Linked DNA regions of Homo sapiens: region 2 is linked to region 1. A link is an interaction called in ENCODE POLR2A ChIA-PET data of the cell type or tissue named here. Cell type or tissue: OCI-LY7. All regions are shown on one strand. Links, peaks and the distances in the headings refer to the core of each region. The heading gives the core; the rest is flanking DNA.

Evidence for each region. ChIA-PET counts read pairs that join two places held together with the same protein. Peaks named below come from ENCODE experiments on the same cell type or tissue, not always from the same donor. Only the 100,000 strongest peaks of a DNase experiment are listed, where the experiment ranks them.
Region 2: POLR2A ChIA-PET joins it to region 1 with 5 read pairs; 2 of 35 experiments call an interaction of 5 or more read pairs at or near these places.

Annotation. Positions count from the first base shown.
Region 1 is chr9:14,604,690-14,610,083 of GRCh38, reverse strand. It overlaps a transcript of ZDHHC21 not described here. Among named protein-coding and RNA genes, the nearest start is that of ZDHHC21, 86 kb to the left of the region's middle. In OCI-LY7, for the core only: no CTCF peak of the experiment used is centred there; no DNase peak of the experiment used is centred there.
Region 2 is chr9:14,767,273-14,772,666 of GRCh38, reverse strand. It overlaps FREM1 (FRAS1 related extracellular matrix 1), which reads left to right. Exons shown (of 37, transcript NM_001379081.2): 26 at 1,861-2,062; 27 at 2,799-2,943. Among named protein-coding and RNA genes, the nearest start is that of CER1, 47 kb to the right of the region's middle. In OCI-LY7, for the core only: CTCF peaks have their summits at 3,268 and 3,962 (motif pointing right); DNase peaks (open chromatin) are centred at 3,286 and 3,956.

The sequences.
Region 1 (5,394 bases), core at 73-5,072:
AATTCATTTAAACATAAACTCATTACATGTTAACATAAATAACATTTTTGTTTAGAGACCCATGATTTTATGTTTCTGCAAAGCTCTCATGTCTGCCTTCATAGAAGAAAGTTGGATCTCATACTGCTTCGCATTAGACCAATTGAATTGTTATTTTGTTAGAAGTATCTGGAGAAGTCTGATCTTGTGCAGATAATGTAGTTGGAAAAAGGAGGAGTATTCTGATCTTTTCAGGTAACTGGATATTTTCCTCTGGTACTACACTAAAACTCAAGTGATGGTTTCTTAAAGTTTAGTTAGTTCCAATGTGGAGTCAGAAACAATACCAAGGAACTTTTCGTGTTCTTAAAATCCACTGGTCTCTTTTTCACTTTGGAAAGTTCTTTTAGCCATACAAAATTAAGTTCATTAATATTACCACTGGTCTTGTCAGAAAAGTAAGTATTGCTTTTAGCCATACAAAATAAAATTAAATTCATTAATATTACCACTGATCTTGTCAGAAAAGTAAGTACTGGGAAGCGGTTAAGTTTGTGGTGACAGATTACATTTTTCAGAATTCTAATTTTCATGTGAAAGCTTGAATTTTTTTATTGGCAACCACATACTGTCAGTAGTTGTCCTTGAAGTGACAGGTTACCTTCACTTATTTTTGAGAAAATGCTTGCCAAATACCCAAGTCTGAAAAACTGGTTTGTCAGTCATTCCTTCAAGTATAAAATGGTGTTCCATGAAAGAAAGTGGCTAGTTCAGCTTGCAACTCAAACAGTCACACAAGTGCTTTTCTTTAGTAATAATACAATTAAATTCTGGAATTCACCTGAAGTGCTTTATGTGTACTTCCATTTTGTCAAACAATATTTAAAATGTGCTCAAGAACAAGCTTTAGTAAAATTAATGGTTTTTTGCTGTTTCATCAGTATTAAGTGAAAATGGCTTGTCACCTTTTTTAAGCGATAGTGTGGTTTAATCTAGTTAATTTGGCTTTGTTTGGGGAGGAAACAATTGGGGAAGGTGGAGCAGAGGAACATACATTTGAGACTAGATTCATTGACTCTGATAAGTGAGAAGAAACGTCCACTGCTAAAAATAATTGGAATGTGTATCTGTATATTCCAGCTTTTGAACACTTAAAATATGTATCCTTTACAGATTCACACCTACTTAGCCTTGTTATAAAGAGGCAAAAACTAAAAATACGTGATTGTATTATAAGAGTGCAAAATCATTTGAGAAGTTGCCAGATACTGTAGATGAACAAATGCATACAAATGCTGCTCTAGGCTGACCAATTACCCATATGAGCAGCAATTATATTAGCGTGCAAGAGCAATTGGAAGGAAAATTGGACCCTGTAGACATCCAGCTGAGCAAACAGTACTGAGGAAGGATAGAGGATATGTGTTAGCTTGAAAAAAAAAAATACATCTAAGCTAACTTAAAAAAATATTTGTATCAGTCACAGCACATTCTTTGTATGTCCTCTGGATGACTAGTATTTTCAAATTAGGCCCCTTCTCCAAACAAGAAAGCACCTCTGTTTAAAGATCAAACACAATAAAAATAGCAGTGTGTTTTGCATTTTTTAAGAAAGCCAGACTATTGAGGAAATTAGGAACTTGGAATATACAATTCCAAGCACTCAGATACTACTGTAGACACGTATTTGAGTGTGTCTTTAGTAGTAAGTTTAATTGTAGCATGGTTTGGGTGATATTTATCTTTCTTAGTATTGAAATTTACAACTTTAAAAAATTAGACATGTTCCCTCCTCCCCAAAAGTAGCTACTGGCCATAACTGAATGTTTGAGTACCTAGTACGAGATGGAGATTTTATAGTTCCACATTGAAACTATAGATGCGTAATCCTAGCTGAAGTCAGGACCAACAAGTTAATGAAATTTGTTTTATAACTTGTGTAAGCTTTGTAGCTGTAGAACACATATCCTCATTATGTTAAACAGGTTCATATTTTAATGGTGTCTAGAAGTAACCAGTATGAAGGGTTTTTGGATGGTCTGCACTTGTAACTTGATGTCTGGCTTTTAGCGAGTTTTTCAGTGTTCAAAAGCATTTCAGATATTCTCATCACGGAAAAGTACCCACAATGTGGAAAATACTGATCCAGTCAGTGCACGATACTGTGCTGTGAAGTGCTCTAATTTTTGTCATTGATTTTTCATGTACATTTTTTACGTTTGAAAGTCTCCAATAATTTGGGTAATCGCTGTGGTAGGAACCTTCTAAGAGGGTCTTCAGTGATCCTCACTTTTTGGTATTCAAAGCCCTGTAGAGTCTTCTTTTTCCTCCTCAGAGGTGAACGCTGTTTTAAACATGGTATGTAGCATACTGATAGATGTTTTTATACTTTATGTAAACATGAAAAATTGATCAGTTTTTAAAATTTACATAACCCTTCCACAACAGCCCTGATCTCTTGTCCTTACTTCCCCCCCGCCCCCAGCCCATAGCACTTATCACCGTCTAGAACAAAATGGAAAAAATTGCCGTTACCAAAATCTTCACTCCCACCCTCCTCCCCAAAAGTAGCTACTGGCCATAATTTGGTGTGCATCATTGCACTCCCCTTCCTTCACATTATCATATGTGTTATATATGATATTCCTATCATATAATGATATATGATTATCCCTATTAACATATAATAACTTTTTTTTTGGATACAGGGTCTGCCTCTGTCACCTAGGCTGGAGTGCAGTGGCACAATCTCAGCTCACTGCAGCCTCCACCTCCTGGCTCAAGCCATCCTCCCACACCCAGCTAATTTTTATATTTTTTGTAGAGTCGGGATTTTGCCATGTGGCCCAGGCTGGTCTGCAACTCCTGAGCTCAAGCAGTCTGCCCGCCTTGGCCTCACAAACTGCTTGATGATAGGCATGAGCCACCATGCCCACCCTCTTCTGTACAGTTCATATCAATAAACTATTATTTAACCATTCCTCTGTAGTGGGCATCATGTAGATTTTTTTTTTTTTTTTTTGCTATTAGTAACAGTGCTATGGAGGACAGTCTTGTGCAGAAATATTTGTGCCCATTTGTTAGTATTTCTGTAGGTAAAGTCTAGAAGTGAAATTGACAAGTCAGAGGATGTACTTATTTTTAATTTTGATAGGAAGTACCAAAATGTCTTCCAAAATTCTTTACACACATTCTCACATGAATACTATTAATCTTTAAAATTTGTAGCAAAGTAATAGAGGTGAACGTCTGGTTTTTTTTCTCTTGTGTATTCTTTGTTTATGGTTTTTGACTAGGTTACCTTTGCTTGTCAAATGTTAGTAACTTTTTATTAATATATTTCCTGGGTATTATTTTTTAATCTATTTAATAGGTTTCTAAAATTTAGCCCAGTCACTTGTTTTTCTTTATGGTGATTGTTCCAGTTGCTTTTGCTATATAACAATCCCAAACTTAGTGCCATAAAAAAACCAACCATTTTTTTATGGTCACAGTTTCTGTGGGTCAGGCATTCAGAAAGGGCACAGCAGCTTTTCTGTCTTCCATGGTGTCTGAGGTCTTAGCTGGAGGACCGAAAGATCCTGGAAGATTCTATGGCTGGCAACTGCAATCAACAGAAGCCTCGTTTACTCGCATACCTGATGGTTGATGCTGGCTGTCAGCTGAGAACTCAGCTTGGGTTATCATCCAGAACACCTACATGGACCTCTACATATAACTTTGGGCTTACTTACAGCATGATGGCTGGGTTCTAGAAGACAGTGGCCCAAGACAACCAGAAAGAAACTATGTCACTTTTTGTCACCTAGCTTCAGAAGTCACAAACCTGTAGTCCCAAGCTTATCCAGAGTCAGCGGGAGAGAACATAATTCCATTTCATGGGAAGAGTGTCAGAGTCACACTTCACAGGAAAAGTATATAGGATGGGAGATATTGTTGAGGACATCTTTGGAAATTAAATTTGCCCAATCATCATGTTGTATGGAAGAATTAAACTACCTTGAAATTTAGTACTTTTTATTATGACTTCTGGGTTTTATTACCTTGTTTAGAAAGGTCTTTCCTAAATCAAGATTATGTATTTTCCTTCATTTTTCAAGAAAACTTTGATATTTTTGTTTTTTTAACTATTATGCCCTTGAATCCATTTGAAGTTTATTTTCATAAACCCCAGTGTAGCTTTATTTTTACAAACTTCAATGTTTTGTACATTTTTGGAAACTTGTTTCTGTAATATTGTATAGTGAGAAACTAAATTATTTCAGATGGACAAAATATTAACAACACATAAGATCTGACAGTATAAAACTCCTAAAAGAAAACATAGGGGAAAATCTTCATAACATTGTTGACTTCTTGGAGATAACACCAAAAGCACAAGCAACAAAAGCAAATATAGACAAGTGGGACTGCATCAACTTTAAAAGCTTCTGCATAGCTAAGGAGACTTAATAGAATCAAATGGCAGTCTATCGAATGGGAGAAGGTATTTTCAAACCACATATTTGCTAAGAGGTTAATCAAAATACAAAACGAGCTCCTACAACTTAATAGAAGAAAAAAATCCATATAAAGACTGATTAAATAATGGGCAAAGGACTTTAATAGATATTTCTCCAAAGAAGACACACAAATGACCAACAGGTACGTGAAGGGATGCTCAACATCACTAATAGAGAGATGCAAAATTACAACGAGGTATTATCTCACAACTGTTAGAATGGCCATTTGAAAAAAATAGTGTTGGTGAGGATGTGGGGAAATTGGAACCCTTATGTACTGTTACTAGGGGTGTAAAATGGTGCAGCTGTTTTGAAAAACAGTATGGAAGTTCCTCAGAAGAATTAGAAATGCTATATGATTCAGGATTCCCACTTCTGGATATTAAAAAAAAAAAAAATGAAACCAGGATCTGGAAGAGATATTTGCACTCCCCATTTCATTAATGCAGTATTCATAATAGCCAAGAGATGGAAACAACCTAAATGCCCATTGATGGTTGAATGAATTTAGAAAATTTAGTATATACGTACAATGGAATGTTATTCAGCCATAGAAAAGGAAGGAAATACTGTCAGATGCTGCAGCTTGAACCTTGACAACATTTTGCTAAGTGAAATAAGCCAGCCACAGAAGGACAAATACTGCATGATTTCACCAATATGAAGTATCTAATGTAGTCAAACTTATAGAAACAGTAGAATGGTGGCTGCTGTGGGGAGGGGGAATTGGGGAACTGCTGTTCAAAAGGTATAGAGTTTCTGTCACGCGAGTTTAAAAAGTTCTAGAGCTCTGTTGTATAACATTATGCTTATAGTACTGCACTATACTTAAAATTTAACAGTACCGTACTGTATATTTAAAAATTTACTAAGAGGATTGATCTCATGTGCTTTTTGCCACAATAAAAAGTAA
Region 2 (5,394 bases), core at 254-5,253, 160 kb before region 1:
CAGGAGAGGAGAAGAATGACTGTGACTTTTGAAAATGTCAGTTGCTTTTTCAGTTTATAAAATAACTATGTATTGTAAATAATTCATAAACTACAAGAAAAAAAATTCTTGACAACCATACCACTCAAAAACCTATTGTTGGTGGCTTTCTTTTATTTTGTTCAATTAGAAATGGGATGATATTATATATACTATTTTTTATGCATATTGCCTGTTTCCATCTTCATGTGTTATGAACATTTCCTTATGTCATTAACTATTCCTGATAGTTCTTGATAACTAATCATATTCCTGATAACATGATTTTTAAAGGCTGCATGGAACTCAGTCTCAGGTCGAGATGGTTTATAAATCCCCTGGTGGACTTTTCATTCCTTTTGTAAATTGCTATTATAAATAGTATTTTGGTGAATATATATCTAATCATTTTTGCATACATATCTGTTTCTGCAAGATACAGAAAAATTTTCACTGTTTTGCACCCCTACCAGCAAAATATAAAAATATCTGTTTCTTCACATATTTATCATCATGAGTTATAATTATTTCTGTTTTTTTTTAAGAATCTTGCCAATTTGAGAGGAAAAAATGGTTGGTTGTGACAAAATTTCTCATGAAATAAACAGAGGAGGAGTTGTAATCTTTCCCCACCCCAAAAGAAATGAACACATTTGTGCAAATGCTCCCAGATTTTTGCCTATGTCTATACAAACATTATGTATAGATAAATATATATTTTTAACAAAAATAGTATTATAATTATATTCGAATTCTATTCTGCAACTTGCTAGGGTTTTTCAGTTAACACAAAATTGTGGAAATTTTTCATCATCAATTCATTTTCTCCCTTATTCTTTTGAATAGCTACAGAGTAGTTCATTGTATCATAATACACAAAAATATACATGGTCTTATCATTGACAAGAATTCTTTACTTTGCTAGGGCAAACTAAGATTTACAGTAGTATCAGGTTGGTGTAAATGAAATTAAGAACCGAGAGATTAGGAGTGAGGGGAATGAAGATTCTTGTACATGTTTTCTAGTATCAGTGGTGGATCTGTTCTAATCCATCCAAACCTGCTCCATCCATAACCTACAACAGTCATCTTGCAAATGCAAGATGCACTGAGCTCCGTACAGACTGAACGAGGTCCTTTGTTGTGTTTGAACCTACAGTGTAGGTTGTGAAGATGTCATCCACCATCTTCACAAATCTGGTCCACCTGTTCAGCTACCTGGCTCTCATCTTCAATGAAAGAAATATGCAAATGTCTAGAAATAATCACCTTTCACTTTTTCCTTACTGAGGTATCTCTATTTTTATTCAACATTTTTGCCAGTTGAAAAAAGACATGCCAAAAAAATTTCTATATATTTGTAAACCCTCACAATTTTGTGTCTGTAAATCACTAAATACCAGGAAAATAGGAGAAGTTCTTCTGTGGAGTTAACATGAAGTCTGCTCTAGAATTCTTGGGTCAATTTTAGTGTATTCATTTAATAGACATTCCCTGGGCTTCTATTATGGTTCAGGCACTGTGCCAAGTGCAGGGAATCCATGGCGGTGAAAGACCTGACGCCTGCCCTCTCGGAACTTGTATCCTAAGTGGCAGTCAAGCAATAGACAAATTGATAAAGTGGAGTCAAGGTTTACAGTGGAAAATTGGCCTCTGTTCCAAGCACTGTGATATTTGCTGAGGCTGTTGTGAACAGGACTGTCTTTAGCAGGAATCCACTAGTGAGGAGTATAAGGAATCCAAAACGTGGGACAGTGTGTCATTGTTGAACCAATAAAGCCCAACGTTGCATGGGGGTGAGGGGCCTTTGGACAACATTTTATGTCATTGTTGATGATCCAGGTAGACCAATTGGACAAAACAGCTCCTCGTATCACACTCTTGCATTCCCCTTCTCAAGTGGGGCTCCTGAAAAATGGCTGCTACGGGATTTACATCACTTCCCGCGTGTTGAAGGCATCAGACCCTGACACTGAGGACGATCAGATCATCTTTAAAATTCTACAAGGCCCAAAACATGGACATCTGGAGAACACAACAACAGGTACTGGCCTCCTTAATCCTTACAATTGCCATTTTAAAATACCCAGTGGCTGGCAGGGCTAGAGAGTAATTTAATTAAGTGCAGGCCCATTTGGTAAACACTCCCCAGGGCTTACTGATAGATGCAGTTTATAAATCAATATTGCTCCTAAAGAGGGTTTGAAGCTGAGCCTTCCTAAATTTATCCTGACTGGAAGAACCAAATACTGATATACAACTGTTTATTTATATTTTTTTTCTCAACAGCTGATTATAATATATTCAAAGGAACATAATATCAGGACCAAATTTCCTATTTGTGACTAATTTTTTATTCTGTCATGAATTCTAAATGACTCTAAATGATGTCAGATCTTTTTTTAAAAGTTCTTGGTTTTTTTCCTAATGGATTCTCTGGATTGTATATTATTTCTACTTTATGAGCACAATGATCATAATACATCATTAAACAGGATGGCACCAAGTTACAGATTTTTATTACTGTATCTTTCTACTCTCCTTCTCTTTATTTTCATTTTTTTAAGGCAAATATTTCTGAAGCAGTCAACTTAATGCCTAATTTAAGCTCGCTGCATTTGAGTTTTAAGATAGTTACAGTAATGTTAATTTCTTGTTTTAAAATGTACTTTAGCTGTTTTTTAAAGCTGTGTTTAAAATAAAATAGCCATACAATTTTATTAGCTTTTATTTAATGTTTTGTTTGATTACCCATGATATTCATTTATTTCTTTTTTTAGGTGAATTTATCCATGAGAAATTTAGCCAAAAGGACTTAAACAGTAAGACTATTCTTTACATCATAAACCCATCTTTGGAAGTAAATTCAGATACCGTGGAATTTCAAATCATGGACCCCACAGGGAACTCGGCCACTCCTCAAATGTAAATTCTCTTGCTTATTCAGTAGTCCTATATGTTACATCCATAATGTATCTGAATATTAGGAAAGTGAAATGTTCTTTTTAAAACAGAACCCAAGAAGATAAATTAATAGACCATTTCACAAGCTCATGGAATTTATTTTGGAGAATGAATTTTCTTTTTATTACTGCTTGAAAATAGGAAAGCCAGTAGCTTTACAGAGTACAGAAACATTAAAAAGCTAAGTTGACGTTCATATTATGCATGTCAAGGTACACACTTTTATACACAGGGAGGGTTCTGTCTTACCAATTCACTAGCATCCAACACTGAGTTTGCAGGTTCATGTAGCAATTGTGCAGCAAGAGGTCACTCTAGGACCGTGTTAGCAACTATAGCCTTCTAAAATATCTGCAGTCGGGGAAATGAGGTAGTCAAGAAGAGTTAGCCAAACATCTTCTCTTTCTCTTATGAAGAAAATTACAATTACTTGACAGTATGTTTATAAGGTGATAAACTTATCCCATGTAAGACAAATATAATGTAAAGAGGAAACTAGACTTTGGAAGGTATATAAAGGGTATGACCCTCAAAATAGCAAGAGTAACAAATCTTCAAAATTAACGAGATTAACAGACCACAGCAATTTCACTGACTGGGTCCCTACTCTAGACTTTTCTTGAATGTAGACCTTGAATATCTTACCAGCTAACAGATAGTCATAGAAAGGTCGGTCAGAGTCCAGTTATTCTGGTACTGTGCTGTTTTTTGTTTGTTTGTTTGTTCATTTTGTTTGTTTGTTTTTGATACCCTCCCAGAAACCCCAAAGAAAAGTTGTTCACTTATCCTTGTTTTAGTAGTCACCATATCCTAGTCATACTAAGCATCATAAGTGATACAGCTCTGTGCTCTGTTATACTCCTTTTATGATGGAGTATAGATTAAGAAAAGAAAGCTGAGAAACTCCTCTGCAGTCTTCAGAATTCTTGCATTTTCTTTTGGATCCTGAATTGTAGTTCTAAAATCTGACCAGCAGAGGTCACAGTAGTCATTGTCAGAAAAAAGCTAGCCTCCTTTTCTTAGCAAAACACATTCCCAGCGTCCCACTCCGTTGCCTCGATAAAATGCAGAGCCTGGCCCAGATTTATTAACTCCACAGACTTTTATCGAGTGGCTACTATATGCCAGGTGCACAGTACTAGGAGCTGGGGAATAGGTTAGAGCAAAGTAGACCTGGCCCGTGATATTAAAATGTAATCTCGAGATTACAAAATGTAAAACATATGACCTCCACCCATTAAACTGTCTTTGCCTAAGACAAATAATTCCCAGGATCACAATCTTTATGGGAAAATATGTCAAGTACTTGCAATGTCAGACAAATATCTTCCAATTCTCAAGAAAATGTAAAAAAAAAAAAAAAAAACCTGCTCCAAAAATGTTAATACGTGGACTTCACTTTTTTTTTTTAACATTTTAAAAATAATTCAAGTAAGAAAACATAGGAATGTTGATCAGACTTGCTACTGACCTAATGCTCACCTCTTGTCCTCCATGTGTGAGCGCAGTGTAGCTGACAGAGGATTTTCTTCCCCCAGTAATGATGCTAGGCTGATACTGCTTCACCCATAGCCCCTTTCAATCTTTGTCACTATCAAGGACATTGCTTTTGGAAGATGATTTATATTTTTAAATATACTCTCAAATTCATATGAGAATTACAGCAAAATTTGCTTAATTTAATTATAACCTTAAATGAGGCCATTTAAATATCCTCCTGCTTTTGTTGGCTATTAACTTTCATGTGTCTGTGCTGGAGATGTTTCCAGTTCAACTTGACGTAATTTGTTCATTTGTTCATGACTGAACAAAATGCTGTGGCATATGCCTACCAAGGGGTAATATAGAGAGAAGTTTTATTTGGTTCTGACATATATTAGGCTATTTTCTTTATAAGCGATGGGGGGGTAAAATTACTCAGCATTTATCATCATCATTTTTGAACGGTATAGTTGTCCTCAACCCCATTTGTAAGCAGATGTTATTGGAACTAGGTGCACAATTTTCCAGTAAAAAGCAAGGTTATGAATAGTGGTTCATCTTCCCAAGACAGCCAGGCAGAACGTAGTTACAGGTACAATATAAATTACAGCCATTTGCAATATAATTGGTGTTTGCTCTATTTCATTGCTATTCATTTAATCATCAGAACCACCTATGAGTCAGGTACCATCATAATCTGAAATTTACAGATGAGAAAACTGAGGACAGAGCTAGAAAGTGACTTTTCTAAGTGGAAATGCAGCTTTAGAGTGCATGATTTTTCTCAGCACACTGAAGAACTTCTTGCCCATTTTAAGGACTGTGCTAATCTGGCCTGAAGGGAATGGAACACCAGACTTGTCTTCTTCTTTCTCTTCAGACATTGGCCACCCAAGCAAGAAAGAAGGAATACTTACTCATATAGGACCT